4 separate regions of the Homo sapiens genome follow, and regions 2, 3 and 4 are each linked to region 1. The links are chromatin loops, found by intact Hi-C in ENCODE. Cell type or tissue: endothelial cell of umbilical vein. All regions are shown on one strand. Each heading gives the region's core, and the rest is flanking DNA. Links, peaks and the distances in the headings are about the cores only. Region 1 has its middle 180 kb from the start of HACE1. Region 2 overlaps LIN28B (lin-28 RNA binding posttranscriptional regulator B). Region 3 holds the start of LIN28B-AS1 (LIN28B antisense RNA 1). Region 4 overlaps HACE1 (HECT domain and ankyrin repeat containing E3 ubiquitin protein ligase 1).

Region 1 (8,233 bases), core at 1,305-6,304:
TGGCCTGTGTACCAGGAGGCAGGCACGTGGTGTGGCTGGTGTATGGAAGTTTTATGGCTTTAAGGGTATAATTAAGTCCTGAGTGATGACTACAGAAAACTAATAGCTCTGGAAGCGCAAATAAGAAAGGAGTCTTTAGCACAAATGAAAAGCAAGGACTTGTTTCAGGAAATTTTTGACAAAGGTGAAACAAATGGACAAGCCTGAGTTACTTTTTTTTTTTTTTTTTAATAGATTTGGTGAGCAGAGGAATCTGTCACCCAACAGAATCATTTACTAAGCAAAGATGAAAATTCTTAGATAAACATCGATGTTTTGCCTGGTGGCTGGCATGCTAGGATTATTTTGACAGAAAGTAAATAGCAGGGTAATATATGTGACTTGAGAGAAAAAAATTTGGGTCAACTCATGTTATTCTGTGAAAAGATTCAATCAATTTCACTCCCATTGCCAGAGGAAGAAGTTATGTAGCCACGTTGGGTAAGGCTCACAAATTACTCTACAATCAAGAAGTAAATAATATCTAAACCCTACAAATTGAATTTTTATTAAGAAATTCATCTCTGCTTACCTCAGGGTTTATAAAATCTTTTAGAGCTTGTGAGAAAGGCAATATATCTCAATGTACAAAACCAGACTGATTGGGGTGAGGAATTTTAATTCTTAGGGTCGGGAATATGCCTCACCTTTTAAAACAGGCTTAATGAGAAAGGAGCAGACAAATGTTGCTTTAAAAGCGATTCTAATTCTTCTTGTGTTGTCTTTTATCTATATTACAACTCCTGTTGCTAGTTTCATATACTTTACAAATTGGGATTAACGGCTTTTTTTTGCATAAGAGTTTCAAGGTCACGATTTCATAAATTGAGTAAATAAATAAATCCCTCTCTATCATTGACTTTCTGTATACTTAACATCTATATGTTTATTACTTTCTGCATTCGTAAGATGCCAGTACTGCTATTAAAAAAATTTGTATTTCCCGTACCAGGGCTTGTTGTTTAACCAAAAAATATAAGTGGCAAGGCTTAGCATAACCTTTTTCCAAGGTGAACAAGTGAAAATGTTTATTCTGCTTTTGTGCTGCCCATTGTCAGATTCTCTTCTATAAGAATGGATGATAAAAATAGCAGCTACAGTTTGAGAAATTATGTGAAAGGTATTTTGCTTGTAGGTGCTCATTTAAGAAAGGTATTATTATTCCTATTTTATGGTGGAGGAAACTGAGATTGAGAGAGTTTAAGGAACTTGTCTGTGTAATTAAGGGTGGTTTCAGAGCCAAATTTTGAATGCTGAGCTGTGTTCGCTCTGAAAGCCTGGCTCTTTCTACAATTTCCCACCATATTTCAAAAACTATATCCCTTCTGACCTATGATCTGGGTCATATATCCCTTTACAGCTCTGCCCCTTGACCCCTTCCCTGACCTCTACCAGTTACAGAGGTCTGGGTCATGGAACATTGTTGAGGCAAGAATTTCTGATGTGGCATCAGTAGGGTAGGCTGGATTATGCTGTGGTATAAGCAACCCTAATATCTCAGTGGCTTGAGATAGCAAAGACTTATTGCTTGTCATTTGTCTAAACTGCGTGTCCAACTTGGAGGTGTCTCTGATTCAGGATTTCCCTAGGATCAGGCTGTTGGAGCCTCCAACATATGGTACATTGCCGGACCCTCTGACAGGGTGAGGGAACAGGGTCAATCAGGCATGGGCTTTCCAAGGCTTCTGATGGGAAGTGACACATGGACTTCCTCTCTCATGTCCTTGTCTAAAGCATTTCACTTGGCCCTGCCCAACTTCACAGGAGCAGGCATGGTACTGCCATATCCCCAGAAGGGAGGGAACAAGCAATGTCACACTACTTGGCACACTACTATGTAGATCCAAAATAAAGCTATGTTGAGCTTAAAATAAATACATGTTAGCTTTAAAAAATTGCAATACATAATAGTTACAATTTAAAGAGTTCCCTAGACCCATTCCTAAGGACCAGAAAAGACATGACTACTCCAGAGATTGTTCTAATTCAGTAACCTACATTAACGACTTCCTTGTAGCAGAATTGAGAGGTGACATGTTTTCCTTCTCTAAAAAGGCACTATTTATAATGACTTGTTTGTTAGCTGGATTTTAAAGAAGAGATAGAGGTAGATTTAAAAGTAACCAGCACAGATGTGTTGAAAAAATAATTGAAAGGACAGTAAAATTTTCCTAGTTCATCTGGGCTTCTCCCCAAGGGTTCCCATTTATATAATCCATATAAGACTGAAAACTGAAATTTAGTGTTTTAATTCAAATGAGATAGATCGCTAGGTACCTTCTAGATTGTTTTTGTAAAACAGGAAGGTGTAAATTAACTCTCAGGTGTCAATTTGAACGAGCCCACGAGGCAAATGACAGGAAGATTGGTTAGAGAAATTTCTCCAGCAGAGAGGACTACGTTGGTTGGGGCTTGGAGGCAAGAGAAACCTTAGCTGTCCTAAATAAAAATTCTGTGCAGTGATTGCAATTAATAGCCCATCACATGAAAATAGAATGAAATCACCTGGAACTCTGTCCTGTAGTTGAGTTCAGAATTTGTGATTTTTAATTTTGGCATTTTAATTTTGTGCTGCTTTCAATATAAGCTAAGCATAGCAATCCCACAAAGGCATAATATAACTACTGGAGCTCTTAGCTTCTGCCTTGCAGTGCCCGGCAGTGCTCTTGCATGCTCTGTGAAAGATGCAATCACACAATCGAAGTAATATTTTTCCTGAGGTTCCCTGGGGCAGACTGGTTCTGCAATTTTCCAGTAATTGTTTTAGAAGGACAGCCCTGGATTTGGTTTTTCTATTAGATCTTTCCCCCTGGATTCTTCACACTGTGAAGAATCTTCTCTGTTGCCGGCCTCACTTAAGTACCCGAGATTGGGGTGGAATGGCGTGTACCATTAATTACCCAGTGGGATTTGGTGCCTCTCTGAATGGACTCCCTACTCCACAAATCCCTACTATCTGTGCAGGCTGGAACATAAGTATCTTTCCGAAGTACGTGATAAGGCATCCGGATTCTGTGGCATGAGGAGTGAGTTGCCCTTTAAGATTAATATACTTCTTTTGAGTTCACAACCCCAGAAATAACTAAGGTTTGTGCTTATAGATCTTTTTTTCCCTTTTATTTATCAGCCTTCATAGCAAACCTGTGAAGTTGATAAGCCACACACCATTGCTACGATTATTATTTTTTCCTTCTATTTCATAGGTAAGAAAATAAATGGAGGCTCTGGGTGTTTGGCCAAGCCAAAAAGCTACAAAATGCTAGAATCTGGCTTTTCAGACTCCAAGTCCTGTGCTCTTTTTTTATACAATGCTTGTTAGTGTTCTGGCCATGAGGTTTAATAAATAACATGGGAACAATAATAATAATCCAGTGTCCCCTCCCTTCATTGTCCCCAGAGTTACCAGTGGTTACAGACCCGGACTTCCTGTGAGGCGCCGCTGGTGGTCTGGCGCCCTCTGCTGGTGAAGTTGCCTGGCTTTCTCGTTGCTTGGTTTCCTCAGGATTTTATCTCCATCTTCCTGGCGCAACATCTTTCAGCAGAATGTGCCATTCTTATACGAAGGTAAGAAGCCATTCTGCTGGGCACCTTATTTGAAGAAACACTCAAAGAGAATCAAAGAAAGCAGGACTTGGCATTTCTTCAACAGTATACCCCTGTGTGTGAATGCTCCCCTTTTCCTGCCATCCGCCGAGGGGGCACTTTCAAGTACTCAGTTCCCAATGTGGCCCTGGCCCCCCTCAGCTCTGGCACTCTTTAAATTCCTTTGTCAAGAGAGTGAATATTCTTCTCCAGAACACACCAGGGGAGGCAGCCAAGAGGAAGAGAAGTCTGGGAGCCCTGGAAGAAGTTAGGCAGAAGCGCCTCATCCTCAGGGAGCCAAGATGGAGACGACCCATGACTCGACCCTAAAAAGGCGGGTCAGCTTCTGCAGAGTGGTAGGGAGCACGGGCTCCTGGTGGAAAGAGGCAGGTCTTCATGGACTGGGACCAAGTCCAACAGATCAGCTGAGACGACAAGGCAGGCAAGTAGAAATTGAGTGGAAGTGCTTAAGCTAGAGACAGATGAGTGACTCAACTGGTTAAGATTTGGTTAGTAAAAGGCTAGGGTTCTCAGGTGCTCACTTGAAATTTTTGTTTCATAGTCTTCTGTGGGAAAATAGAAAATAAATTGTGTGGCGGCCCTGCTGCTGTCAAAAGCAGTTGTCAATTTGCATCAGTTGTCAGTTTGCATAGTTTCTAATACACCGTCTAGAAGTTGTTATTAATAATTAGGATTTTCACTCTGATGAGTCACGGAGCAATTTATATAAATTAAAACACACAACATTATCTGGAAAAAGCATCAGAAGAAAGATGGCAAATTACCTATATCAGTGGTTCTTAAAGTGTGGTCCCTGGACCACCATCATAATCATCATCTGGGAACACATTAGAAATGCAAATTCTCAGGCCCCATCCCAGACCCATTGAATCAGAAACTCTGGAGGTGGGCCCGGCAATCTACAGTTTAACAAGCCCTCCAGGTGATTCTGATGCACACTCAAATGTGAGCAGCACTGCCTTAGATTATAGTATAAATGATGAATACTAGATCATTTTCACTAAGGAAGGCCTATAAATGTGATGGTTGGAGGGAAAGGAGGCAGGAATATGAGGCAACAATTTGAAAGACACATGTCTGCTATGTACTGAATAGTAAAGATTGCTTGAAGTTTGACTGTGAGATAAATTGAGCTAATAACAATACCATACAGCTTAAAGTTAAATTGCCATGATCACAAAAGGACAAGGTAGAGAGCCTGAAAGAAATGATGATAACTGGGATTGTTCAGGTCCATTCTGTGATTGTTCTAGGGCATTGCTGTGAGGCTGCCCTGTGTTCTGACACTGTGACCTTCTTTGATAGAAATGCAGGAAAATTATATCTTCTTGAAAAGGTCAAGACCAAAACGATTTCATAGAAAGTAATTTTCTTAGAGGGAAAAAGGAATTGACAATGTCATGTGAAAATTTTATTGAAAAATGTTTATTCAATTTAGGTAATAGTAAATGATAAAGCATCAGAAATGTCTTCTTTAATCTTTTATTAAAAGTGTGATTCATAAGACTTCAATGAAAAAAGATACAAAAGGGCCATAAGCATCATTCTCGTCTTCACCATCCAGTTATTTCTTTCTTGAAAAAACAGCATTTCTTTAACATAGTGTGAGATAATAAAGGGCTTCTGGAGAATTTAGTCCTTATGGCTGAGATTCCTGAAATTGCCAAATAAGTCACTGACTGTCATTTTGTGTGAAGGAGATGAAGAAAAACCTGTTCTCAATTACTGAGCAGCTGGTATGTTTTAATTGTTTGCTTTTTATAAGCAGTAAGATAAAAGGAGTATTCCTTAAGTATCCTTATATGTTATTAATGCAGTGCTTCTCACATGCATTGTGCATCATGATCCCCAGTGAACTTGTTAAAAATGCAGATTGGTTGCCTTTTGAGGTTTTGATTTAGTAGGGATATGATTTTTAACAAGCATCCAAATGATTTTGGTGTAGGTGGTTTGAGGACCACACTTTTAAAAACCCTGCCCAGAGCCTACCCGTAATTTATGTGGTCATTATTTGAGCGTATCTGAAAGTGACTGACAATTTATAAAAAGCCAGTTTAGTGTAGATAAAGACTTAACAGTGAGCAACAGCTGCTTATTCCAGTAGAGCCTTGTTGTTTGGCATTTGGGGAAAATGAGCATTATACATAAGATAATTTCTTTAAATTAATACTTTATTTTTTTAGAGCAGTTTTAGGTTTACAGGAATTTGAGCAGATAGTACAGAGAGTTCCCACATATTTCCTCTCACCTACGTTTCAGTTTCCCTGGGTACACTTGTTACTGTTGTACACTAACACTTGTTAGTATCAAACTGATACTGATACCTTGTTATTAAATGAAGTTCAGAGTTTAGGGTTTACTCTTTGTGCTGTACATTCTATGGGTTTTGACAAGTGTACACTGTTCTGTATCCACCATTACAGTGCCCTACAGAATAGTTCCAGTGCTCTAAGAATCCCCTGTGCTCCACCTATTCATCTGTTACCCACTCCCCTGTTCCAAAGTTTTGGCAACCATCGATCTTTTCATTGTCACTATCCTTTTGGCTATTTCAGAGTGTCTTCTTGTTGGGGTTCAATTAGGTTGGTGGGAAAAATATTAAAGATAGTTATAGTAATAGTCAAAAACTCTCTTGGAAGGCCTGAGAGTTTTTGACTATTACTATAACTATCTTTAAAGGCCTGAGAGTTTTTGACTACTACTATAACTATATTTAATATTTTTCCCACCAGCCTGATTGAACCCCAACACCTTCTATAGATGAATCATATAGTATAGTATATGTATAGTTTGGTAGCCTTTTCAGATGGTTTCTTTTCACTAGGGAACATGAGTTTAAGATTACTTTATGTCTTTAAGTGGCTTGATAGCTCATTTCTTTTTATTGCTGAATAATACTCCGTTATATGGATATACCACAGTTTATTTATCCATTTGCCTTTTGAAGGACATCTTAGTTGCTTTCAGTTTTTTTGCAATTATGAGTAAAGCTACTATAAACATTTGTGGGCAGGTTTTTGTGTGGACTTGAGTTTTCAACTTACTTGGGTAAATACCTAGTTGTGCAATTGGTGAATTGTATTGGTAAGATGAGGTTTCAGCTTTGTTAAGAAACTGCCAAGCTATCTTCCAAAGTGGCTGTACCATTTTGCATTCCCACCATCAATGAATGAGATATTGTTCCACATCCCTGCCAGCATTTGATACTGTTAGTTTTTTTGGATTTTCACCATTCTAATAGGTATGTGGTAGTATCCTACTGTTATTTTTTATTTTATTTTATTTTATTTTATTTTATTTTATTTTTTTGAGACAGAGTCTCACTGTGTCACCCAGGCTGGAGTGCAGTGGTGTGATCTTGGCTTACTGCAACCTCCACCCACCAAGTTCAAGTGATTCTCCTGCCTCAGCCTCTCGAGTAGTTGGGATTACAGGCGCCTGCCACTGCACCTGGCTAATTTTTGTGGAGACAGGGTTTCACCATCTTGGCCAGCCTGGTCTTGAACTCCTGACCTCATGATCCACCCACCTCGGCCTCCCAAAGTGCTGGGATTACAGGCGTGAGCCACCACACCCGGCCTATCCCACTGTTATTTTAATTTACAATTCCCTAGTAACATATCATGTTGAACATCTTTGCATATATTTATTTACCATATGTATATCTTTTTTAGTGAGGTGCTCTGTTCAGATATATTGGCCATTTTGTAATAAAGTTGTTTGTTTTCTTGTTGAGTATTGAGTTCTTTGTAGATTTTGATACAAGTCTCTTATTGGATATGTTTTGCAAATATTTTCTCTCAATCTGTGGCTTGTTTTTCATTCTCTCAATAGTTTCTTTTGTAGAGCAGAGTTTTTAATTTTCATGAAGCCCAACTTACCAATTTTTTGTTTCATTGATTATGCTTTTGGCGTTTATCTAAAAAATTATTACCATACAAAATGTCATCTAGAGTTTCTCCAATTTTTATTTCTAAGAGTTTTATAGTTTTGAATTTTACATTTAGCTCTATGATCCATTCTAAGTTAATTTTTGTGAGGTTGTAAGGTCTGTGTCTGGCTTCATTTTTTTTATGCATGTGGATGTCCAGTTGTTACAGCACCATTTATTGAAAAGACTATCCTTTCTCCATTGAATTATCTTTTGCTATTTAGTTTAATATCAGTTGACTCTATTTGTGTGGGTCTATTTTTGGGGTCTGTGTTCTGTTCCCATGATCTATTTGTCTGTTCTTGTACAAATACCACACTGTTTTGATTATTGTAGCTTTATAGTAAGTCTCAGAGTCAGGTAGTGTCAGTCCTCCAACTTTGTTCTTTTTCAGTATTGGTTTTTGTAGTCTTTTGTCTTTTCATTTAAACTTTAGTTTACATGTTTGTTGATACACAAAATAAGTTGTTGGGATTTTGATTGGGATTGTGCTGAATGTATGTTAGGAAGAACTAACATTTTAACAATATTGAGTATTCCTATTCAGATAAGTTTCTTAATGTGTAAAAATATTTCTCTGTAAGCTTTAAACCTTTAAATATAACAATATTTTAGCTAATACTTATAAAATATGTTAATTTCCTTAACTTTCCAAAAGTT
Region 2 (8,233 bases), core at 1,025-6,024, 400 kb before region 1:
CTAGCATGAATACCTGCATACACCAACCCCTCTCCCTGCTACCCCTTCCAACCTCCACCTCTGGGCAAAGTGGTGCTTCTAAGACTGCTTCCGTGTTCTGTTTTGCTTAAGTTGAACAGTGCCCATAATTCTTTAAACTAAATACATGATTATTTTAAGGAAATGTTTGGAGACTTTGCTAACTAAAACGAGATGCTTCATTATTCACAAGTGTTTGTCAGAAACATGCAGTTGTGAATTGCTATTTATAATACAGATAAAAAGGTTCTGTACCAGAGAATTATCAGCCACCTGTAAGGCTGGAACAGCATACATACAGGTGTGCTATGTATCAACTATGAGGTAGCCTTTTGCTGTAAACAGAGTAATATTTTACCTATGTAAATGAACAATGTGTTCACATCAGTGATATTCACATATGCACAGAGTTGAGGGAATCTGCTTTAGAGGAGTTTTCACATGAAATAAAAATAGGATAACTGATATCTGATATTCAAAAATTTTGATCTGTGTCAAACTCAGAGGTAGTTACTATCATCAGTACATAATACTTATATAAAGGTATAAGTTATTTGGTTTGTTTTGAGTAAGCAGGACTGTAGACTAGTCTGTAAAGAAACAACAAAAATATTACATGGTATGTTCCCTGAGCAAAGTTCTTTGTCCTGAGTATGTTATGTAATAGTGATAATATTCTCATATAAAAAATAAACCCCAACTTTCAACCATAAGATAGGTTTGGTATGTGCTCTTAGTTTAGTCTGGTAAGATGATGAAAAGGATTTCAAATTGCACCCATAAAGACCATAGTTCTCAAGTGTTTCTATTTTTTTTTACCATGATTTTAGCTCTGAATTTCTTTTTGTAAACAGGAAGTGTCCAATTTTGAAGTCCATAATTTCCTATTTCCATAAGGTGAAGGAACTTTGGTTTGAATTTTCAAAGTGACTTATCTATCATGTTTTGCATTTTTACTGTTAACCTGCTTATTATACCTGCTAAAAATTGAGCAACGCTTATCATGTTTTGCATTTTACTGTTAACTTGCTTATTATGCCTGCTAAAAATTAAGCAATGCCACTTTGATTTGTCTACATAATTTAAATAAGTTTGAAATCCTCACATAAGGCAAGGAAGTACTTCTCTACAGCTATATCACATTCAATATCGTCAAAGGTAAGCTTTGCATCACAGCACACCGATATTTCAGTGTATACCACGCAGATTCTCACAATCACTGTTGTGAAATTCAAGCTGAGTTGTAAAGGACTGGCAACCCAACCTGAGGCATTTTCGTCTTATGGTGGTTTGCTGAAACAGCAGCAACTATACACGTCTCCCATGACAGGACAGGCGGGAGAGGAAGTAGAAACTGTTCAGCAGAATATGTCTCATTTGAGTCATGCTATTTTTATTTAATTATCTGAGCTTACACCAACAGGCCCATACATTATAATTATAATGCTTAATCTTATTCCCAATATTAAGCACTATAATTAACTGGTACCTTCTTGCAGATGTTTCAGAAATTTGCCCATAACATCTAGAGCCAGGATGACCCCAAAATAATTTTTTTTTCCATGACCGAAACCTAACAGGACCAATACTATGGCCCCTAGCCAGTTTATCACTCTAACGAGAACCAACCTGAGAAGATTCTCCCTGGCACTGAATGTTCATCCTGTATCCACCATATAGGTTACTTCAGAATAAGCATTGAAGGTCACTTCCATAAGATCAAAGTTACTGTATAAAATACTTCTAGCTCTCTGGTGGGAGAGGTTTGGTACCTCTGCCCCAGGCTTGTCACTCTTGTTAACTGCCACTAAATGCTGCACTTTTTCGTATCATTTGCAGGTCATATATATTGGGCAACTGTGAACATCCACTTAATTTTAATTCTCAACCCCAGTATTTAATTCATTTCTTTGCTGCTTGTTTGTTTTAGAAACAAATTAGATAACTCTCCAGGAGGAATAAAAACCACCACCAAAAATATATGCCAAACAATTGGAGTTCTCTAAGGTCTTCAGTAGTAAATAAGGAGGGCTCCCTGCTCTAAGCAATGGGTAGAAGATTGAGTTAGCCAAGGGAAGCTGCTGTTGCCACACAATCCCTTACAACCCTCACAACATGGAAAAGGTTACAAGAAGCTGATATTAAAATACTACTGAAAACAAGCCACTAAGATGATCCTCCCCTTCATTTCTCTTAATAGGCATCTAATTTTACAATTAAACACAGAATTTAAAACAGTGAAATATCGGCCCAAATTACACATTCATTGTCTTTTCTGGAGTTATGTTATCCCAGAATCAAAAAAGCTTATGGCAGTCAGAGGCATATGAAGTTAAGGTACTGCCTTCAAAAAAGGGGGAAAAAAATTACTACTCCAGAGATTTCAAGAAAAAGAGGCAATCCCAAATTCGGGAGAACTGGATGTCTTAAAAACCTTTAGTACCCCATAATTGGCAGCTCTGAGATCTGAAGTATCCTTTGGTTCACACAAAAGGTAACAGTCGTGTTTTTAGTTTTATATAATATAAAAGAAGTGGTATTTCAAGAAAACTCCAGTGGGTTAAATTTAAAACTATCTATAATGCTTCACATGGGTTTTCAATTCTTGGAAATATCCAATTATATGAGAGAGGGTGTGTGCTTTGATCTATACACAAATATATAAAGACAAAGCCTCTTTATATATGTGTCTACATTCCTATATAAAAATCCTCATGTACACACACAGACTCAGGCTCTCTCCCTCTCACACATGCACATATTGACAGACATAGTATCTTATTCTCTGAATTAACATAAAACATGACACCCTGCTCAAATGTAATTTGCTTAGAGTGATTTGTCTGTTTAAAAAATTCACAGTTCCCCAATAGTAGTTAAAATCCCAGGTCAGCTACTGCTTGTGAAATACTGTTCCCCTATACTTGCATGAGGTAGACTTTGCAACCGGGTAAAGGAAAGAACATATGAAGAAGACCTGTTATGTCTTTTTCCTTTTTTGAACTGAAGGCCCCTTTTTGCTTTGCTCTTCTGGTGCTATAGATGACTTCGTGGAGGAAGCTTCTTGAGGTGACCTGCCTGACCGTTCTGAGATCTCTGCCCTAGCCTCCTGAGGAAACGGTGGTGATGTACAGCCATGCCCGCCTCCCACTTCTCGAGGGAGAGTTGAAGTGCATGGCTGGGATTCTGCTTCCTGTCTTCCCTGAGAACTCGCGGGTGGCTGTGCAACATTTTTATGTGGGCAGTTTGCCACCATGTGCATGATGCTCTGACAGTAATGGCACTTCTTTGGCTGAGGAGGTAGACTACATTCCTTAGCATGATGATCAAGGCCACCACAGTTGTAGCATCTACAAGGAAAAAAGATGAAAACATCTTAGAAGTAGGCAGCATGTATCCAAAAACACATTTTAAAATGTGAAAACACACAAACTACCAATGAGATAAGCTTATTTTAATGTGCCTTCTTAAAAGCATTTATCATTGTTTATACTGGTTACACTGTTGGTTCAAAGACTATCATCACCAAAATGTTCTGGTGAGGTTAAAAACTTAGTTGTGTGAGACACAACTAAACACAGTGAAAAACAAGAGTATTAAAACATGTAAGAATATTTAATCACTTCCATATAGAAAGGATTCCTTTAAATTTGACACTATCTGGTCATTTTAAAAGAACCATTAAGCCCACTAGAGGGCAGCGAATATTCAACAAAAAACAACAAGCCAGTTTTAAAAACAAGAGTGTAGAAATACAGCTGTTGGCATGATACAAAGTGGCAATTCACTCAGAAACTGGCAAAATTTTAGACCAAATTTAAAAGTTTAACACTTCTTTGAATGTTAATTATTTTGACTGTAGAAACCAGCTAAACTGGAAAAATTTTTTTCCTTTGTATAAAATTAAGTAATGCAGTGAAATTTGATATATAAGAAAGTCAGAGTCTAGTCAGAAAGTCAGGATGATATCTGGCAAATTACCAAGTAATTTTAGAGCAATAGAGTAAATGTCTGAATCAGAACAGTGCTAAAAAAAGAAAGCTTCTAAATACTTAGATTGAATTAATAAAGGTTCATGCTAGTTCAATGATGAGAAAAGTTAACTTTCTTTTCTTTTTTGTAAGAAATTAGCTTTCTTTTAGGGTGATCTCTTTTAAGTTAAAATAAATGGAAATCCGTCCATAATATGTGAATGCACACTGGGGACATGGCTTTGTATTAGATGTTTGAAAGTTCAGCTTTTAGCTTGGCAAGGAAAGCTAAGCAAGAAAATTTTTTCAGAGGTATATTTGTTCAATCAGATTTTCTTCTAAAATTTTATATTAAAAGTAACAAAAAAACCATTAGTGGAAGAAACTAAGAAAAATTTATATTTACCAAAGGTGTTAAATCTGATTTTAAATACAGAATTTGTTTAATGACTTGTCTCCAAATGAAATATTTTAAGAGCTTTCTATTTTATTTTCCAAATACATTTATGACTCCATAAATCTCATTTATGAAGCACAAAGAACAACAGGTTATATATATATATTTTTTGAGATGGAATCTCTCTCTGTTGCCCAGGCCAGAGTGCAGTGATCTCGGTTCACTGCAACCTCTGCCTCCCGGATTTGGGCGATTCTCCTGCCTCAGCCTCGGGAGTAGCTAGGATTACAGGCATGTGCCACCATGCCCGGCTAATTTTTGTATTTTTGGTAGAGACAGGGTTTCACCATGTTGGCCAGGCTGGTCTTGAACTCCTGACCTCAAGTGATCCGCCTGCCCCTTCCTCCCAAAGTGCTGGGATTACAGACGTGAGCCACTGCACCCAGCCAGGTTATAATGTTTTTAAAAAATAATAACAAAATGTTTTAACTAGCTGGGTGGCGGTGGCTCACGCTTGTAATCCCAGCACTTTGGGAGACCGAGACAGGCGGATTATGAGGTCAGGAGATCCAGACCATTCTGGCCAACATGGTGAAACTCTGCCTCTACTAAAAATACAAAAATTAGCTGGGCATGATGGCGCGCGCTTGTAGTCCCAAGCTACTCGGGAGGCTGAGGCAGAACTGCTTGAACCTGGGAGGCGGAGGTTGCAGTAAGCCGAGATTGCGCCACTGCACTCCAGCCTGGCGACAGAGTGAGACTCCATCTCCAACAACAACAACAAAAAAAGTGTTAACTGAGAAAATTGGCTTAAGTCCAGACTCACAACAAGAAGTGAATTATGATGACATATTTGTATGTGTGTGAGAACATCAAACTTAATAATTTATTCTACCTTATATTTCATAGACAAACTACTAAGGTACTAACAACCTACTAAGCAGTGTATATAGGATATTTAGTATTTTATCTCCTGGCATAAATTGAACAGTGAATTTTTTAATTGGCAAAAATTAGGGTAACTATTGCCTGCTTCTCCAGTTAGCAATATTACCTTATATACTTTAGAATAATGAATTTATAAGATGGGCTTTTATTCTTTGCAATGATTAACAAGTATTTATCTTAGGACAGACTGAATCATATTTTCAAAAAGAGAAAAAAAAACAAGAAATCACATGTTGTAGTTAAATTATTCATTGTATAATTACATATCTTAATAAAGTATTACAGTGCAGATTCAATATTGTTTCAGCCATATGTTCTAAGAGAGTGTAAGATTAAATAATAAAGTTTACTTGCTAATGCTTAAAATTCAGGTTCTCAAAATAACACTAAAAAATGACATATTTGAAAAATATAACCACATTACTTATAATAATATATTTTCCCACACAGTTCTCCTCTACAATAGATAAGTGAATTCTTAAATTAAAGTTGCCCATCTATAAAATATCTTCTTTTGAATTAAATTCACTTCCTTGAGGATAACTTCCACTCAGGAGCTCATTTTCAAAGAGACAGAAAATAGGTTAAAGGCTTCAGTAATAGGGCTGGCTCTCCTGCAGACACATCAATTTTATCAGTCACCGTGGTATGCACTGTGTTATCCAATTCAGGGAACCATTTTGCCCACTCATTGACCAGGAGCCTGATGTCAGTATTCTACTTTCACAAATGGGATCTTCAATTACCCTCTATCTGTGCATTTACCATTAGATTTGGGCTATAAAAGTTATTTTTAAGGATGCTATATAATTTTGGTTTCCTTACATTTTGATCTGCATAGTTAATTCACCCCCTTGGCTTTCCTGATATGTGCTATCATTAGGCCAGACTTTCTTCCACATTGAAAAGATTTGCATTTAGTGTCTATGTGCTTAGCCTTAAAAGGGGGAGGAGTGGTATTTATATTCTCTTCTATTTAATCATTCAGTGTCAATCACTCTTACTAAGAGTACAGATCACTCTCCATTATGAAACCCCTTCCTTCCCAAGGGACTGACACCAAAATAGAAATGTTCAGCTACCTTGCAGCTCACAAATTATACCACAACTATATACTCCATACAAGCTATACATGATTTTAGTCCCCTTTGTTCACCCTCCACACTGTTCCACATCAGTTTGCCTTTGTAGTTGGAATGAATTTTACATTGTGATGTGAGCATAAAAATATCATGTGTGTCCATTTTTAGCTATATGCTTAAGAAATATAAGGACATAGTCTCACACAAAAGACCATACAAAGAAAACTATACTCATACTTTATTATATATTCCCATAGTCCAACATAAAAAATAAAATTATTCATGCTAAGTACTTTATTAAATGCTGAACCAATGGCACAAAGGATATTTTCTCATGCATTACAAATAAGATAAAATAGGCCAAGTGCAGTGGCTCATGCCTGTAATCCCAGCACTTCTGGGAGGCTGAGGCGGACAGATCACTTGAGGTCAGGAGTTTGAGACCAGCCTGGCCAACATGGCAAAACCCTGTCTCTACTAAAAATACAAAAAATTAGCCAGGTGTGGCGGGGCACACCTGTAGTTCCAGCTACTCAGGAGGCTGGGGCAGGAGAATTGCTTGATCCAGGGAGGCAGAGGCTGCAGTGAGCCAAGATTGATTCACTGCATTCCAGCCTGGGCAACAGGGCTAGACTCTGTTTTAACAAACAAAGATAAAATAAACAAAAATGTTCAGTTTAATCTTAGACGGTTATCAAGTTCTTCATAAAATCATTTTATAAATACTGTAATTCTAATGAGCTAGCATATTCTACAAGTATTATTTCTTATTTAAGGAGCGTTTAAAGATAGAAGATAATTAACAATCAAATCAAAGTCAACATTTTTGAGACACTATCAAAATAAGATTTATAATTTCAGATTTTAAGGCCTGACGCGGTGGCTCACGCCTGTAATCCCAGCACTTTGGGAGGCCGAGGTGGGCAGATCACGAGGTCAGGAGATCGAGACCATCTTGGCTAACATGGTGAAACCCTGTCTCTGCTAAAAATAACAAAAAATTAGCCGGGCATGGTGGCGGGGGCCTGTAGTCCCAGCTACTTGGGAGGCTGAGGCAGGAGAATGGCGTGAACCCAGGAGGCGGAGTTTGCAGTGAGCTGAGATTGCACCACTGCACTCCAGCCTGGGCGACAGAGCGAGACTCTGTCTCAAAAAAAAGAAAAGATTTTAAATGAAAGAATGGCAACAATGGATAGAATAGAGGCACTTATGATGGTTAAATAAATAAAAACAAATTGTTTAGACCTTTAGAACTATTTAATTATATTCTGAAGTAATTACATGAGTTTTTAAAAATCAAGTCCAAACACCTACACTAGTTAATAAGTTAATCAAAACATACCCAAATTTCTGAGGATTTCATCAAAAAATGAAAACTAATTCAGAAATCAGAATTTAGATCTGCTATGACCATTAAAAATGTTTGCATTTTTTGATCCAAACAACTGAATAAGCAGATTATATTTTCAAATGATATCAGCAATAATGGAGCTGAGCACAGCGGACAACCACTAGGTTAAAATATAGACATTAATTTTTAAATAATATTCCAATGGTGTAAATGAAAATATTCATCAGTTATATATTCCCTCTCGATCCTGAGAGTGATGAAAAAAATTGGGAAGAGGGGCGATACCACAGAGGAAGATCCAGATTTGCTTGTCTAAAAGTATAATGGAAAAAAATGTATCTTAGGATTCTTCACAGTACTTGAACATTTTAAGTTAATAAGAATTTATATGTAAACTCAAATCCACATTCTGAGGGTCTGATGGGGGCATTAAGGATAATTTTGACAGTGATCTGTAAGCTTCTGA
Region 3 (8,233 bases), core at 1,044-6,043, 260 kb before region 1:
TTTGTAAAGTCTGAACAAATGATGCACAGAAAAATGTTTGAAAAACATAAAAGTAGCATTTCGGCTCTTGCCTTTCCAAGTAAGTCTGTAAAATAAATACTGATTTCAAAATATCTAGAAAATTGTAAACATGTTTTTCCACCATTAGAACTGGCCATTCAACATCAAGTCTTTTTTTCCATATAATTAAGCTTTTGTTCCGCTAAGAAAAAACTAGAAACTGGTTGCTTGAAAATGAGCTGCATGCCCTTTGTCCTGATTTGTCACCTTTGACCCTTAATTTGATGATCCTGCATATCAACCCATTCTATTTTTAGAAGAATCATGTCAAAGTTCTATGCTTAAAATAGTACTTTTTACTGATATATTAAATGTATTACAACATTACTTTTCAGGTAATTTCTACAATGGTTTCATACTAGTACTCATTTCATATAATGTAGAGCACAGTAATATTGTAAGCAGTAAAAGCCTGCTGTTTGTCCTGTTTCAAACAATAGAAAATTTCCCCCAAATGACAGGTCAATATCATTATAATTTCAAAATTTATATTCTTATTTTTTAAATTATTTAATGTTTTTAAGTGTAATTTATTTCATGAATGATTTCTAATTTAAGCTTGATATCACATATTTTGATGTTGGTTTTGATAGTGCCAGAATATGAACCTAAATCAAAAATTGCAAATATCAAGTTCATACTCTATCTTACCAGTAGTGTCAACTAAAACTGTACAGTTTTTGAGTTAAATAACTAGTTGCTTAAACGGGTTTTTAAAATCTTGTCATCATCTGCAAGTGGCAGCTTTCAAAGAAAGAGAAAACCTCTAGCATTGATCCTATTGATTTTACTGACATTATTCAAAATCAATGTTACACAGTAAATTAATATACTTCAGGGATAACATTTCTCTATCACAATTTCTGATGATTCCAATTCAACTAGGTGAAAAGCAAAAAAAAAATTTATGAAATATATATGCATATATTTCCTATAGTCATGATGCTACTTGAATCCCTACACAATTTCTGTGTACTGTACAGTTTTCAGTCAGATTTAGCAGGGACCAATATGGCTGTCTTGATTCAGCACTGTGGCCAGCGACTTTGTCGAGCATCATTGTGTCAGAGAAATCCAACACAATAATGTACATGTATACAAGTACATGGTGGGCAAGTTTCTCAAAACAATGAGATTCTGTATTTCATATATTCGAAGACTTATTCATATAAATCAACCTGAAGTATTTGAATGTAAAGAATTTCCATTGTTCTTCTTGGCAAGCTAGAAATACTTTACTTTGTGGTTCATCAAAAACAGTAGTTATTTGTAAAGAAAATACAGTCCCTTTAAAAGTCAAGGAAATAAGGTACAGGTTCAAAAGTATTTAAACAAAAAAAACTGAGTATCTGAGAATTTTAAAAGAAAATTAAATTCTATTAAAAAATACCTAATAAGAAAACGCTTTAGTTGTCCAAAAATTTGTAACGCCACTTTCATAATCAATAATTTAATTACTTCTAAATTGATTCATCCCTGTATGCCCATGTTTCATTTTTTAAATCAATGCAACTTTGGATTAAGATAAATGTTTATAGATCATTTCCTGACCTGAACTTGCTAATACAGTCCCCAAATTTGGTAGCTGTGCCTAGCGCTTCAATTATTTTTAAAGAGACATCACTCACACCTGAAGACTGTTATTCATACATGTTTTATTTAATAACTTATTTTCTTCCTTTAATCATGATTTGTAAATTATGACAGCAGTGTGTCACAAAACCCTAATCATGTTACCAGATCAGATACCAAGCATTATCAAACTTTTAGGCAGGTAAGATCTATTTAATCTTCTCTTTCTTCAGAGTAAACCGGAAAAAAAAAGCCAAACTTAAATTCACCGTATTTTGGGATTTATATGTGCAATAAACTTAAAAACAAGTTATTCTGAAGACTAACTTTGAGCACTACTATTTTAAATCTCGATTTGCTTCCCTTACAAAGTATAAGATTGACATACCTCGCCTCACAACCTAGCGATTTTTAAATTTAAATCTTGACTAATTTCACAACAAACTTTTTATTGTTTCTGAAGTCTAGCAGAGAACATACATAGTAAGACACCATACAGTCTGACAAGGATTAATGAGAATATAATTATTGAATCATTTAGTTCCAGATCTATTGAGAAGCACCTATAAAGTTACCAAAAACCAATATGCATTACAACCCGATCCAATTCCTTAAATTTTTATGACCTTATATTGTAAAGCAAAGATTAGCTGATCCTACTTGTAAAATGGAAAAGTCAAATAAAACTTTTTTATTCATTGGTAGAAGAGGCCTTGTGTCAGTTTCATTTCTAAAGCTCTGTAGGAAATTAAGCACACTGGATTGCTGTGTTTCATACATGCAAAGATAAATAATTTGGCAGGCAAGAACCTTCCCTAAGATGGACAAGGGTGTAATTATTATTGAAAATGGAATACTGATTATTACATTCTCTTCTGTTAATTTATCATATGACTCCTCTATAAAATCTATGCAAATTCACAGCAGAAGAAAAAAAGGCATAAATTTCATAGCAAATTTATTTTTTCATACAAATTGGCATATATTTCCAAGAATTCACCCTTAACTTTCAAATCTTCCCTGAAAGCTTTCATAAAACTGTGATGTTTTATACTTATTGTTGGACGTAAAAATGTGCTTTTTAAAAAAGCACTTTTGCATTATCTAAGTAAATATGGTAATAACCAGCACCAAAAAAAGAAACATTAATATTTTCTTGATTAAAAATCACTTTAAGTCATATTTTCCCAGCAATGTTGTAAAACGTTTTAAATTCATTCTAATACTAGTTGTCAGGTGTAATTTTCACTTCCACAGTATTTGTGATCGATAAATAAAAAACTACAATAGAATAGGAGTATAATTTATTTTCCCCTTGCATTAACAATAATAGGTATAAAAATCTACAGTGGAGAATTTAGTTCCATGAACAGTGACACTTGGCAACCTTAAAAACCTACGGATGAAAACAAACCCACAAAGAACTGAAGGGAACTCAAGGAAACACAGGCACCTAAGATTTCATTCTGTGTTACATGAAACAATTCAAAATGGCGGACTTACTATTACTTACATTTAAGAAATTTCCGCAATAAGGGCACTAAATACATACTGTTAGATTTTACTCGAAAACACTCAATATTTACCAACGTGCAATTTTTAAAAAAAGTTTTTGGAGTACAAATCTTCACAAAGCACCCGCATCCAATGTTCCAGTCAGTAGTCAGTTAATGCTCCTGCAAACGTATCATTTCCTCTTTGGTTTTTCCTTTTCAAAAACAACCTAAATCCAAGTGCGTTCTTCCCCGTTCTTTTCAAAATCCTTAATTTTAATTCATGAATTTACATCACCGATACCAAAGCAAAAACGATCCCCGACGCCTGCCCGGTACAAAGCAGTTCGGCTTGCGGAGCGCGAAAGGGAGGTGCGCACGCCCTCTGGCGGCGCGGCCCCGTGCGTCCCAGACGAGCCGGCACCGGCCGCGAGGACCCGCCGCCGGGACCCCAGCCTGCGCCGCACCCTCGCGCCCTGCGCCCCCGCGTGGCCTGCGCCCCCGCCCTGCCCCGCCCCGCCCTCCCGCTCCAAGCCGGCTTTGGCCGCCCGGCAGCAACCGCAGCGGCGAGCCTGGGCGGCCGCTGTGGCAACGCAGTGCCCACACCGGGCGCCGACCCAGCAGCACCGAGCGGGGAGAGAAAGGTGTGAACCCGGAAGTACATCGACTGCCCGCGTCTTAGCGGCAGCACCGGGGCAATAAATCAGGGCCGGCGAAGGAAAGACGCGGCGCGCCGGCTTCCGAACCGCAACTTGCTGCGAGACCTGTCACTTCCCCGCGGTGCCCAGTCCTCGCCCCTCCCTGGCGCTCGCGCCTCCTCTTTTCTTCCTGCTCCTCAGCACGGAGCTCCCCTCGACGTTGCTCACGTGCCAGACTCGGGACCGCGAGCGGCGTCCGCACCCGCACGCACACCCGGCCACGCTCGCACTCGCGCGGCCGCGGGGCCGGCTGCTTACCTCCGGGGCCTCATGGTCGCGTCGCTAGCCTGGGTGTGAGAGGGGGAGAGGGTGTGAGGACGTGTGTGGCGTTCAGTCCCGAAGGACGGGGCGGAGGAAGGGGCCTGGAGTCTGTCACTTCCTGAGGGAGCGCGGAGGTCGAGAGACCTGTGAGGCGCGCGGCGGGGCCGGGAGGGTCAGCACATTGTGAGCCGGCAAGGGGACGCGGAACAGCCGGGCGGCGCGCGGCCACCGGGCACGGAATCCGCTGTCGCCACCACTCCGCCGCCGCAGCCCGGCGAGTGGCGGGGCGCGGGGAGGAGGGGGCTGAGCCGGGTGGGGGAGCGCGGGGCGCGGCGGCGGCACCAGGCGGTTCGACTGGAGCCCTGCGTCAGCCGGCGGCACGCGCACACCTGCCCGCCGCCGCTACCGGCCGCGTCATTGGCTGCCGGCGCCGAGCGCGCGAGATTGAACCTTCCATTCATTCCAGGGCCGGGCGGGCGAGCGCGGCCGCGGTGGAGCTTTACCGCGGGCGCCCCCGAACCCCCGAAGCGCGTCCCCGCGCAGGCCGTGGGCGCGCACGGCCGCTGCCGCCGTTTGTTCTGGTGGAGGCTGCGAGTGCCTGGGCCTGTGACTCCCGGCTCTCCGCGCGCAGCGTCAGTCTGGGAGGGAAGCTCACATGGCGGTCCCTAGGGTGCGACTGGAGGGAGGCGGGACGATGCTACTCCTTGCTCCCCAACCTGACACCTTGGTGCGGTAAAACTGTAAGAAGGTAACAAAATCATATCTGAAGCCCAGGTCTTCTTTTCTTTTACTACAGATGCCCTGGACATCATTCCGAACAGCACAATTCAAGGTAATAATAGTCATGTATTTCAGAATCCAGTGAGCATGGTAGACAATGCCAGAAGTTTGGGGAACCTACTGTCAGCTGTTTCTTTTCCTAAACAATAAGATACTCAACGTCAAATTGGATGATACAAACTTAATCATCATCACTCAAAGAGCCACAAGATCTGGGGCCAAAAATACTGTGATATATACACATATTTAGCTTGGTATTTTGGTATATGTTCCCAAAATATCACTGCTTTCTCTCCTATAATTTTCTACCTGATAATTTTATAGTTCTTTCTTATACTTTGGGTAGTTTCTCATCAGACTTTCAGAACTAAACAGTACTAGTCAATCATTATCTGACCAGCTAAAAAATCGAATATCGCCTTGTAATCTGGACTGTTCTGTGGAACTGACTAAAGGGATTAAATATTTCAGCAAACTAAAAATTTGTTCAAAAATTTAAAATATAGGAAATCAAATTAAAAGTGGAAAACTTTTCAAATGAAAACACTTTCATTTGAAAGTAACTAATAAAGGCCAGTTCACTGGCTACTATTGTATGACTAAAAGGCAAATCTCCAAACCGTTGCTGTGTGATGATACATTTCTCCCTTCCAATTTCTGGATTGGGATTAAGAAACCAATGTATCTATCAAGGGTAACCACAGTCTAGAAAAAAGCATCTCTGGCCTGGGAGTGAGATCAATGCAGACAAACTGATCAGAAGCAAAATCCTGTTGTGACCCCTCCTAAGAATTTTCCACATTGGCTACCACCTTCAGCAAATTCCCTGGATGGCTGCTCAACTTTCCATTGAGCTAGTGGAGTGAATACCACTTACTTTAAAGATGCCTTTTCACTGGCAAGTATGTAAAGTATTTCTTACATTACTTTGCGAAGTAGTACAGAGGATTCTTTCAGATACAATTCTTAGTTATAATCATTGTATCAATTTACACTATGATTTCAAATATAATTTAGAGGAAAAAGATGTGGACATTGATTACTAGAAATGAAAAACAGCAATTAATTATATCACCATCTGAAATGTGATATGCTTTGACTTTAAAGCATTATAGTAATTTTTTATTTATGAGTAGAGCTTACAAATGCACTTACAGAATGAACTGTTTTTTTTAATAGCTATGTTTCTAGGTATTTTGTAAGCCTTTCAGCATTTAAGTGTGATGTATATTTATGCAATACCTATTTAAAGTCCTGAGAAGAATTGTAAACAGAAAATAAAAAATTAAAACACAACCCAGGGTTAGTATCCCAGCACTCAAGAGTTCATCCTTTTTTTTGATTTCAAACTAGTTATCATCATGCCATCATGCTCCTGTGACACAAATAAAAAATGGGACATTATAATATTTAATGTATTATTTCATATAAGGTACCCGAAAGGGGCGATGATGAACATTGATAGGCTAAGCATTAAGGAGTATGTTAGCATGATTAGAAATGAATGAAAAGCCATAAGAACAAAGGAATTTATCATTTACGTATGGCTCTTGGCAATTTCTTTTTCTTTTCAGGTTTTTTTTTTTTTCTTGAGACAGGGTCTCACTATGTCCCCCAGGCTTGAGTGCAGTAGTGCAATCTTGGCTCACTGCAGCCTCCACCTTCTGGGTTCACGGGATTCTCGTGCCTCAGTCTCCTAAGTAGCTGGGATTACAGGCCTGCTCTACCACACGCAGCTAATTTTTGTATTTTTAGTAAAGATGGGGTTTCACCATGTTGCCCACGCTGGTCTCAAACTCCTGGCCTCAAGCAGTCTGCCCACCTGGCCCTTCAAAGTGCTGGGATTACAGGCGTGATCCACCATGCCTGACCTTGGCAATTTCCTTCTAAAAGTGAACCTTGGCAATTTCTTTATAAAAGTGAATCCCTCTACCTGGGACCATGGTCATAATTTATTTTACCTTATTTCCAACCTCCCCTTTTTTAGAGACTCGGTCTCACTCTGTTGCCAAGGCTGGTGTACAATAGTACCTTCCTAGCTACTGCAGCTTCGACCTCCTGGGCACAAGTGAGAATCCATCTTCAACCTCCTGAGTGGCTGGGACTACAAGCGCCTAATTTTTTTGTTTTTTTTGGTTTTTTTCTGCCTAATTTTTTTTTTTTTTTTTTTTTTTTTTTTGTAGAGACAGGTTCTTGCTCTGTTGCCCAGGCTATTCTCAGACTTCTGGTGGCAAGATATCCTTGCAGTCTTGGCCTCCCAAAGCACTGGGATTACAGGCATGAACCACCATGCTTGGCCTGCTTTACTTTTAGAATATATCTAATAATTATTCCCAAAGAGAACAGGCTCTTACTCTTAATATCTCCAATGCCTACAACGGTTCCTAGAATATGGTAGTGTGTAAGAAATGCTTTTTAATGAATGCATCTGAATGCACCCTGATTATATTTTCAAGGAAATACTTACCAAGACCTTTAGAAAACATAAAATACAGTGTTTCATATTTCTCTTGCCCTCTATTTTTTTATGAGTGGAGTGTATGAAAGCAAACCCCAGGCATCACGTCATTTTACTTACGAATTACAAGTATTGAGTGTTACAATGTTGAAAAACTAGGCTTTTATATTTATTATACTACATTAAAACAATTTGAAAAATAGAGTTGGCCAGGCGCGGTGGTTCACGCCTGTAATCCCAGCACTTTGGGAGGCCGAGGCGGGCAGATCACTTGAGCCCAGGAGTTGGAGACCAGACTGACCAGCATGGTGAAACCGTCTCTACAAAAAATCAGGCAGGCTTGGTGGCGGGCGCCTGTAGTCCCAGCTGCTGGTACTCAGCAGACAGCCGGGAGGCGGAGGTTGCAGCGAGCCGAGACTGCGGCCCTGCACCCCAGCCTGGGCAAAATGGTCACCGCGTCTCTACAAAATACTAGCTGGGCGTGGTGGCGCGCGCCCGCGGTTGCGGCTTTTGGGGAGGCTGAGGTTGCCCGCCCGACCAGTACCCAGAGGTTCCAGTAAGCTAAGATCGCACCACTGAACTCCAGCCTGGGCGACTGAGTGAGATCCTATCTCAGAAAGAAAGAAAGAAAAATAGAGTTTAGAAATAAACTGACCTGGCGGCGGTGGCTCATGCTTGTAATCCCAGCACCTTCTTCAGAGGTTGACGTGGCGAATCGCTTGAGCCCAGGAGTTCAACACCAGCCTGTGGAAAATGGCGACCTGGCTCTCTACAAAAAATTCGCTGGGCGTGGTCTGCGCGCCAGTGGTCCCAGCTATTGGGGAGGCTGAGGTGGGAGGATCTCTCCAGCAGGGGGGCGGAGGTTGCAGTGAGCCAAGATTGCGCCACTGCACTCCACCCTGGGCAACAGT
Region 4 (8,233 bases), core at 2,223-7,222, 85 kb before region 1:
ACAGTTTTTAGTTATTCTCATAGTGTTCTACTCCTGAAGCAGCAAAAACTAGCAAATACTTACTGCACTGGCACATACAGATGAATGGGATAATGTCTGTCCTAGCGAACAGCCTATTGCCATACTGCCTAGGAAACTGTGTATATGTGCGTGTGTGTGTGTGTATGTGTATGTGTATATGATCCTCTGCTGTATTATTTCCAGAGTGTCTCTGATGATCTTCCAACTAATTTCAGTCAAAAGTACTCTAAAATTTTCTCTCTGCCATAGATTACTGTGACAAATATGTATGAATAAATGATTATCATCTATACTTCCAATTCTACTTACCACTTGTTATATTTTCCACAAAGAACATTTCTCTGGAAGTTTATACATAATGTAACCTTAGCTTTGCTGAAGTTGTATGTGAATTAGTTTATCTGCATCGAAGTAATCTTTCTTCTGCATATAGATTCTTAATAATATATTATTTTGTATTTATTTCAATAGGAACAACTTTTCAGCCTAATAGCAACTCTTATGTAAATCCTGATCACTTGAACTATTTTCGGTTTGCTGGGCAGATCTTGGGATTAGCGTTGAACCACAGGCAGCTGGTCAATATTTACTTCACACGATCCTTCTACAAGCACATTCTTGGTATGGCTCTATTATTATTTCTGCAGACATTTATTTATATTGTTTTTTTTTCAGTTTGAGGAAAACTAGATAAGCAGTAGTATTTTGGATGAGATAATTTTTATTTTGATTGGAGCCCATCTGTATATGTAAGCCATTCGGGGTTTGAAGGAGAAAAAAATGACCTACCTTTTTTTTTTCCAAACACCTCTAGTTAAGTTAGCCTTTTTTTTTTTTTTTCAATTTTTGTGTGTGTATTTTTATGCTAAGAATACATTTCAGTGTGAGTATACTTAAGATAATTGGCATTTTTGAAGTTTATAATAACTTCCTGAATAGTTATTTCAAAGAAAGATTACATTGTAACAATGTGAAAGAAACACAGAATTAATTTAACAGACTTTCAAATTCAGGAATCCATTTAAAATATGCTGTGTGTAGGATTGTATTATATTTTGCAGTTTTTCAGAATATCTGTAGAGGGCAGTATTTTACCATTAAATAGATAAGGGAAGGCAAAACCAGACTATAACTGCTGTATGTTTGCATTTTTTAGGTATTCCTGTAAATTACCAAGATGTGGCATCCATTGATCCAGAATATGCGAAAAATTTGCAATGGATTTTAGATAATGATATAAGTGATCTGGGTCTAGAACTAACTTTTTCTGTTGAGACTGATGTGTTTGGAGCAATGGAAGAGGTGCCTTTGAAACCTGGGGGTGGGAGTATTCTTGTGACACAAAATAATAAAGTGAGTATTTCAGTTTTTACCTTAACCATTGTTTGTAACTTGGCCCTGATAGTTTGCTAGTTACTCTAAATTCTTCTGGCACTTGTAGAAAAACTTTTACTATTACAGTATCATAGCAGATAAAACGTTTAAGTTAATAAAACAATCAAATGTTAAATTTTGAATTAGAAAGGATTATTTTGATAATTGTGCTAGCTGTGCTGAGTTGGTTCCTAAAAAATCGAGAGCACTTCAGCTGATAGTATAAATTGGGCATATGCATTTTGAGAAATTTGATTAGAAATATAAGCTTAAATGAAGATATTTGCAAAAATTGCTCTTTCATGTTTTTAAAGTGTAATATTAAAGAATTCTAATAGAGAAAAGAAATGCCAGTGTTTAAGCTTTCCACATACTTTTGGGATCCAGTAAGTTTGTTCGACCTTTTGATATTTTTTTGACTGTATAACTTGATTATTTATTTATTTATTTATTGAGACGAAGTCTCACTCTGTCACCCAGGCTGGAGCGCAGTGGTATGATCTCGGCTCACTGCAACCTCTGCCTCCTGGGTTCGAGCAATTCTCCTGCCTTGGCCTCCTCAGTAGCTGGGATTACAGGGGTGCGCCACCATGCCCAGATAATTTTTGTATTTTTAGTAGAGACGGGGTTTCACCATGTTGGCCAGGATGGTCTCAAACTCCTGACCTCAGGTGATCTGTCTGCCTCGGCCTCCCAAAGTGCTGGGATTACAGGTATGAGCCACCACTCTCGGCCTTATTTTTATTTATTATTACCTCTCCTCTATATGTATTATTTAAAAATCTTTGCATATGTTTTAAATTTCACTGTTCAAAGTCATAATATGACTTTAAGATTTAATATGGCTTGGTGTTTTAATATGTTATATGAGGTATTTGGAGTTAGAAAATATCATATGAATTCTAGTTCTGTTGCTTACAAGTAGCAGCTTCTGGTTGAACAATACTAAACTGCCCCCCTCCCTTTTTGTTTAGCTGAATTATAATTCCAAGACATCTTCAGAATCAATTTAACTATAAGAAACAATGTTCACTGAGCCATTTTTTAAACTATAGATTTAGTAAAATGTGGATTATTTTAAAAAGGGTTATGTTTAACAATTCTTCGAACTCAGTTTTCTGTAGAATTGGAATAATAATACCTCCCATACAGAATTGTTATTAGCATTTTGTAAAATGAAAAGCACAGCACAAAAGTTAGTTGTATTGGGTAGTTTTCTATAAAAATAGGTTCTTAGTTTCAGATATATAAAGGGAATTGGAAACTTATTAGCAAGCGACATAATTTTACCTTTTGAAACTTAAGATACTATAGTGTACAAAAAAAAGAGATTGAATTCTTGGAAATAAAGTCAGGAGTTGAGTTCTTACATATTCATACTTAGAAATTTTAAATTCTACCCTCTCATTTTACATGAAATGACACTAATCCTAAAGAGTTAATGGCAAAACTGGGGCCAAAACCCAAGCCTCCTAATTTCAAGTCTAATGTTCTTCATACTATATGCAAAATTAATTGTGTCGAGGAAGAACTTACTTGATTTTTAATGTAAGTCATGTTAAGCTCTAGAAGATTATAATAGTTAAACACTTAATTTTTAAACCTATATGATTTGCCAGTGAGTGAAAATATTTTTAGAATCTTTTTTTAGATTGTTCACCTTGTAGCATGTTTATTATTTTATTTTACACTGGAGGCCTACCCTCAATTAAGGGTAATGAAGTCATAGAATCTTTATTAAGCAATGATTGCCTTTGATAAGAGAACCATAAACATGATTCTTATCTGTGAATACTATATCTGGTGAGGTTTGTCACTCCTTTCAGATATATATGACAAAGTGGAAAGATCTAGTAACAATTGTATTCCAGTGCTTTGGGAGACTAAGGCAGGGGGATTGCTTGAGGCCAGGAGTTCGAGACAAGCCTGGGCAACATAGTGAGACCTCATCTCTATAAAAAATAAAAAAATTAGCCAGGCCTAGTTTTGTGTGGCTACAGTCCTAGCTATTCTGGAGGCTGAGGTGGGAGGATCACTTGAGCTCTGGAGGTTGAGGCTACAGTGAGCCAAGATGACATTACTGCCCTCTAGCCTGAGTGACAGAGCAAGATCCTATCACTTAAAAAAGAAAAAAAAATGTGTATGAGGTATATCTATATTTATGCTTGCATCTCCTAGCAGCACCCCCCCTTACTATGACATGATTTTTGTTTAGATTTTTAAAATATTATTAATTTTTTTGTATTTGTGTATTTTAATGAAATCTAGAAAGATGGAAAATATTGAATAAATAAGAATAAGTAAGAATATGCTCACATTGAGGATATACCCTTCATTGTGCATCTCACCAGAGGTGGGAATACTATTTTAATATTAAAGAGCTTGAAACTTTTGTTTCTCAGTTTAATACTATATATATTTACATTTTGTTTAATTGCTTGGTTGATTAGAGGCTAACTTTTTTAAGTAATTAGGAGTGTTAATAGCAGGGTCTTGATTATTAATGTTATACATTCTCAGCTTTCATTTTTTTTATATAAACATTTCTCACAATAAATTGAGCCTTTTTTTTCTAATGTTACCAGTATAGTAATTGTGTATCAAATTGTTGAGGTTTCAACATATAATGCTTATTTAATAAATAACCTGATTCATATAAAACTCTTAAAAATCTTTAGAAACACATCACATTTTACCTTGCTTAAAATTGTTAAGATATTCAGTTTACAAAATGTTACTTTAAAATTTTCAAACCCTGTTTCTTGGAAATACTATTGATTTTTGGTTTGTTCTTTTTTTTTGCTTATACATTCTGTTATGAACTTTTCTGTTACTTTAGAGTCAGCTTTTTACTTTATAGGTAGAAAGTTTTTTTGTCATGTTTAGAGTTCGACTTTATAATTTTGAACTATTGAAACTTAAATGACTTGCTAAACTTGTTAGAGGGCCTTTGTAAACTGATCTCCACATGGGGGAGTCCCTTATTCCCAAGTTTTATTAAAAGGCTTTGGTGATTATAAAGTGAAACCAAATAGATGAAAATACCTTTAATTTAAAAAGCAATATGTTAAATAAATACAAGCAATATAGGCAGATGTATATATATTAGTTCCACATTTGAAATATAATACTCTTAAATTAGTTAGATATGGCCTCTTTTGCTCATATTTTCAGTTCTAGCATTTAGAATTGAAGCTGTAGGGGTTTAAATGTTAGCATCACTTTTATAATATTAGTCATAAAGTTCATCCAGGCTTGGAGAAAAAAAAGAAGATAAGAGTAAGATGGGGCAGGTATCAGGGAATGGATGAAGTGGTATGGAAGTTGAATTATAGAGGTGAAGCATTAAGTGGTCGAGTAGGAGTAAGGATGGGAAGAAGGAAATGTTCTGGGCTTACAGGAAGGCACAGAGGTGACAGAGCATGCTTTGGGAAACCACAAGTAGATCAGAGTTGTGGAGCTTAGCTTAGATGGAAAAGTAAGCAAGTAGAAAAAGATGATGTGGGGAAGGGAGAAAGTGGCCAAATTCTGAAAGACTTTGCATCCACAAATAGTACTTTGAAAATTATTCTGAAGTCTGTGGAGATGATTGCAGATGTTAAAGAGGGAAATGACATGATCAAATTTCAGTTAAGAAAACAAAAAGAAACAACCAAACTCAGCTTGGAGTGTGAAAAATGGGTTGAAATGGGGCGGTACTAGAGTCAGGACAACTGAGAGGAGGCTGTGGCATTTTGGTTTGGGGAAGCATGCATGAAGAATTATGTAAGGCAAGTGGCAGTGAAGATGGAGAAAATGGAATAGCTTTTAAGCTTTTGAGGATAATAGAATTTATAGAACTTGGTAATTGGGAAGATGAGAAAGAGGAAGGACTCAAGGATAACTGCCACTGTTGTGGATTGGGCCACCTAATGTCTGATAGTGTTGCCATCATACTCTTCATCAACCTCATTATCATTAATTCTGTTTTTTAGTGATAATAATTACTACTTATTGAGTGCTTTGTGTTTCATGTATCTGAACCATGTTCTTTATGTTTCTCATTTCCTGTAACAGCCTCTTGAGATAGCTATTTCTCTTTATTTAGTGTGGAAACAGCCTTAATATTAAAACATTTGACATTTATTAGGTTTTTATAATGTGCTAGGCACTGTTTGATGTGCCTTATGGGTATTATACTTAACTCTGTGAGGTGGAGATACCCCTTTCTACAGGTGAGGAAACAGAAGCATATAGGAGCTAAGTAGCTTTCTCCATGCAGTCTGTAAATTTCAAGCCTGCTTGTGCAGGGGCCATCCAGTCTTCTCTGTATGGTTCCAATATTAGTATACGTGCTGCTGAGACAAGCACTTGAGCCTGCTTGTAACTACAACACTGCATTTCTTTAGACGTTAAATAACTGCCCGAGGGCACAAAACTTGTAACTGATGTTTTCTTATTTTAAATGGATGTCTATAAGACAGTGTAACTGCTAGGCTTCTCATTTACTAAGGCAGTGAATGTGAACAAAGTAGCAAATACAAATTTAGTATGTTTTAACGATTTCATTTTAATATGGTTTTATTGCTAGTCTTATATGATTAAATTTTTAGTGCTAGCTTTGCATGATTTATTTAACATACACATTTAATGCACATACAAGCACAAAATACAGACTTTTATCCATAGATTATTGACTTAAAGTGGATTCTTTATATGCATCTTTAGAAAAGTATACAGGTTGAGCATCCATAATTCAGAGTACCCCAGAGTCTGAAACTTTTCGAGTACTGACATGAAGCCATAAGTGGTAAATCCCATACCTGATCTCATATGACCAGGGGGCACTCAGAACACAAGCATACAACATACAGTTGTTTCAGCATCCCCAAAGGAAAAAAGACCCTCCCAGCCCCCTTCTGCTGCATATATATTTTTTCTTCAACACACCAAGATTCCATCATGCAAGCATGCCCACAAGGGTAATAAATGACATGTGCAGGACGCATATGCCAAGAGCAGGTTCCCCACTGTGCCCCACGTGGGGCCAAGGCCGATGTGCATTTGTGCATTACTCATGTCTTTTCTTTTCTTTTGCTTATTTTCTGCTCTGTGGTGCAGAGGTATTGTTGGGAATGTCAAAAAGGCCTGCAGATACCCCTGTGGGTAACAGTGACAGGGAAAAGAGGGAGCATTTGTCTTTATCCGTAGCACAGAAAGTCAAGCTGTTGGAGAAACTGGACAGCAATATAAATGTGAAATGTCCTACAGAAGAGTATGGTGTTGGAATGACCACACTATATAACTTGAAGAAACAAAAGAATAAACTGTTGACGTTCTGTGCCAAAACTGATGAAAAGAAGTTAATGAAAAATAGAATAACACTGCATAAAGCTAAAACTGAAGATCTCAATTGTGTATTTAAAGAGTGGATTTGTCAGCCTAACAGTGAACACTTGCCACTTAATGGTATGCCGATCATAAACAAGCAAAGATCTATCATAATGAAGTGAAAATTGAAGGGAACTCTGACTTTTCAACAGGCTGGTTGCAGAAATTTAAGAAGAGACATGATATTCATTTTTTAAAGATTTGTGGCAATAGAGCATCTGCTGATCACAAAACAGTGGTGAAATTCAGTGAGGAATTTGCCAAGGTCATTGCTGATGAAAATCTGATGCTAGAACAAGTCTATATTGCTGTTAAAATATCACTATTTTGTTGTTGTTGCCTCAGAAAGACACTGACTACAGCTGATGAGACAGCCCCTGTGGTAGGCTACCAAGGACAGAATAAATGTGCAGGGATGTCCTAGTGCAACAGGCAAGTGTAAGTGTAAATTTGCCATGATAGGCAAAAGCCTGTGTTCTCAATCTCTTCAAGGAGTGAATTTCTTACCAGTCCATTATTATGCTAGCAAAAAGGCATGGATCACCAGGGAAAATATTTTATACCAGTGGCTTGTGTTTACTGCATGGTGACTGCAAGACTTTGTTATTCCCTAACAACTGCTCTGCTCATCATCCAGCTGAAATTCTCATCAAAAATAATGTGTTTGCCATGTATTTTCCCTCAAATGTGACTTCATTAATTCAGCCATGTGACTGAATTAATCAGTCACATTAGATCAGTGAAGAATAAATATAACACTTTGTTGCATAGACTGCTAGCATCAGTGAACAGAATTGTAATTGTGGAAGGTTTTCAAAGGGAGTTTAATATGAAGGATGTTGTGTATGCTGTTGCCAGTGCTTGGAACACAGTGAGTAAAGACACAATTGTGCATGCCTGGCACAACCTCTGGCCTGCAACTATGTTCAGTGATGGTGACGAGCAAATGTGTGACTTTGAAGGATTCTGTATGTCAAGTGAAAGAAATGATGTTTGACTGCCTTACATATGCAAAAAAATATACCTTCAGAGTTTGTTAGTGAACTGAAAGAAGTGGATATTGAAAAGGTCTGTAACACTGGTTATAAGGCTCCAATTGCTCATTCATTGATGATGAAGTAGCCAAAATGGTTCTGAGTGTAGGTGATGGTGATAATAGTGATGATGAAGATAACATTAAAACTGAAGAAGAAGTGCCTATAGATGACATGGTGAAAATATGGCATTCACAACAGAACAAGAAATCATGTTAGTTTATAAAATCAAAGAGAGATTTCTAAGGCAAACACCATTGTTAATGAGGCAGATAACCCTGGAGGAAACATTTAAAAATCCATCCAGCAGAATGACTCCTCATTCCTAGAAGACCCACTTGCTGTCCTCTCAACTGCTTCTTCTCACCTTAAAACATAAAATAATGTACAGGCCGGGCATAGTGGCTCACACCTGTAATCCCAGCACTTTGGGA

What was found. A loop is a pair of places that touch in the nucleus more often than their neighbours do. Peaks named below come from ENCODE experiments on the same cell type or tissue, not always from the same donor. Only the 100,000 strongest peaks of a DNase experiment are listed, where the experiment ranks them.
Region 2: a loop joins it to region 1, with 16 times the contacts of the local background. A loop is called at or near these places in 19 of 110 quality-filtered maps.
Region 3: it touches region 1 in a loop (10-fold over the local background); 2 of 110 quality-filtered maps call a loop at or near these places.
Region 4: it touches region 1 in a loop (7-fold over the local background); 50 of 110 quality-filtered maps call a loop at or near these places.

Annotation. Positions count from the first base shown.
Region 1 is chr6:104,678,498-104,686,730 of GRCh38, reverse strand. No RefSeq gene overlaps it. Among named protein-coding and RNA genes, the nearest start is that of HACE1, 180 kb to the left of the region's middle. RefSeq lists an enhancer at 3,363-3,657. In endothelial cell of umbilical vein, for the core only: a CTCF peak has its summit at 3,492 (motif pointing left); a DNase peak (open chromatin) is centred at 3,500; H3K27ac peaks cover 267 bases.
Region 2 is chr6:105,073,549-105,081,781 of GRCh38, reverse strand. It overlaps LIN28B (lin-28 RNA binding posttranscriptional regulator B), which reads right to left. Exons shown (of 4, transcript NM_001004317.4): 4 at 1-3,368. The coding sequence ends at 2,999. Among named protein-coding and RNA genes, the nearest start is that of POPDC1, 59 kb to the left of the region's middle. In endothelial cell of umbilical vein, for the core only: a CTCF peak has its summit at 3,711 (motif pointing right); a DNase peak (open chromatin) is centred at 3,731.
Region 3 is chr6:104,936,861-104,945,093 of GRCh38, reverse strand. It overlaps LIN28B-AS1 (LIN28B antisense RNA 1), which reads left to right and starts at 4,567. Exons shown (of 3, transcript NR_046407.1): 1 at 4,567-4,716; 2 at 4,881-4,916. It also overlaps a transcript of LIN28B not described here. RefSeq lists enhancers at 3,511-4,345, 7,264-7,764, 7,765-8,233. In endothelial cell of umbilical vein, for the core only: a CTCF peak has its summit at 3,490 (motif pointing left); no DNase peak of the experiment used is centred there; H3K4me3 peaks cover 1,266 bases; H3K27me3 peaks cover 1,250 bases.
Region 4 is chr6:104,764,334-104,772,566 of GRCh38, reverse strand. HACE1 (HECT domain and ankyrin repeat containing E3 ubiquitin protein ligase 1) reads left to right here. Exons shown (of 24, transcript NM_020771.4): 18 at 493-642; 19 at 1,178-1,374. It also overlaps the pseudogene RNU6-897P. Among named protein-coding and RNA genes, the nearest start is that of HACE1, 91 kb to the left of the region's middle. In endothelial cell of umbilical vein, for the core only: no CTCF peak of the experiment used is centred there; no DNase peak of the experiment used is centred there.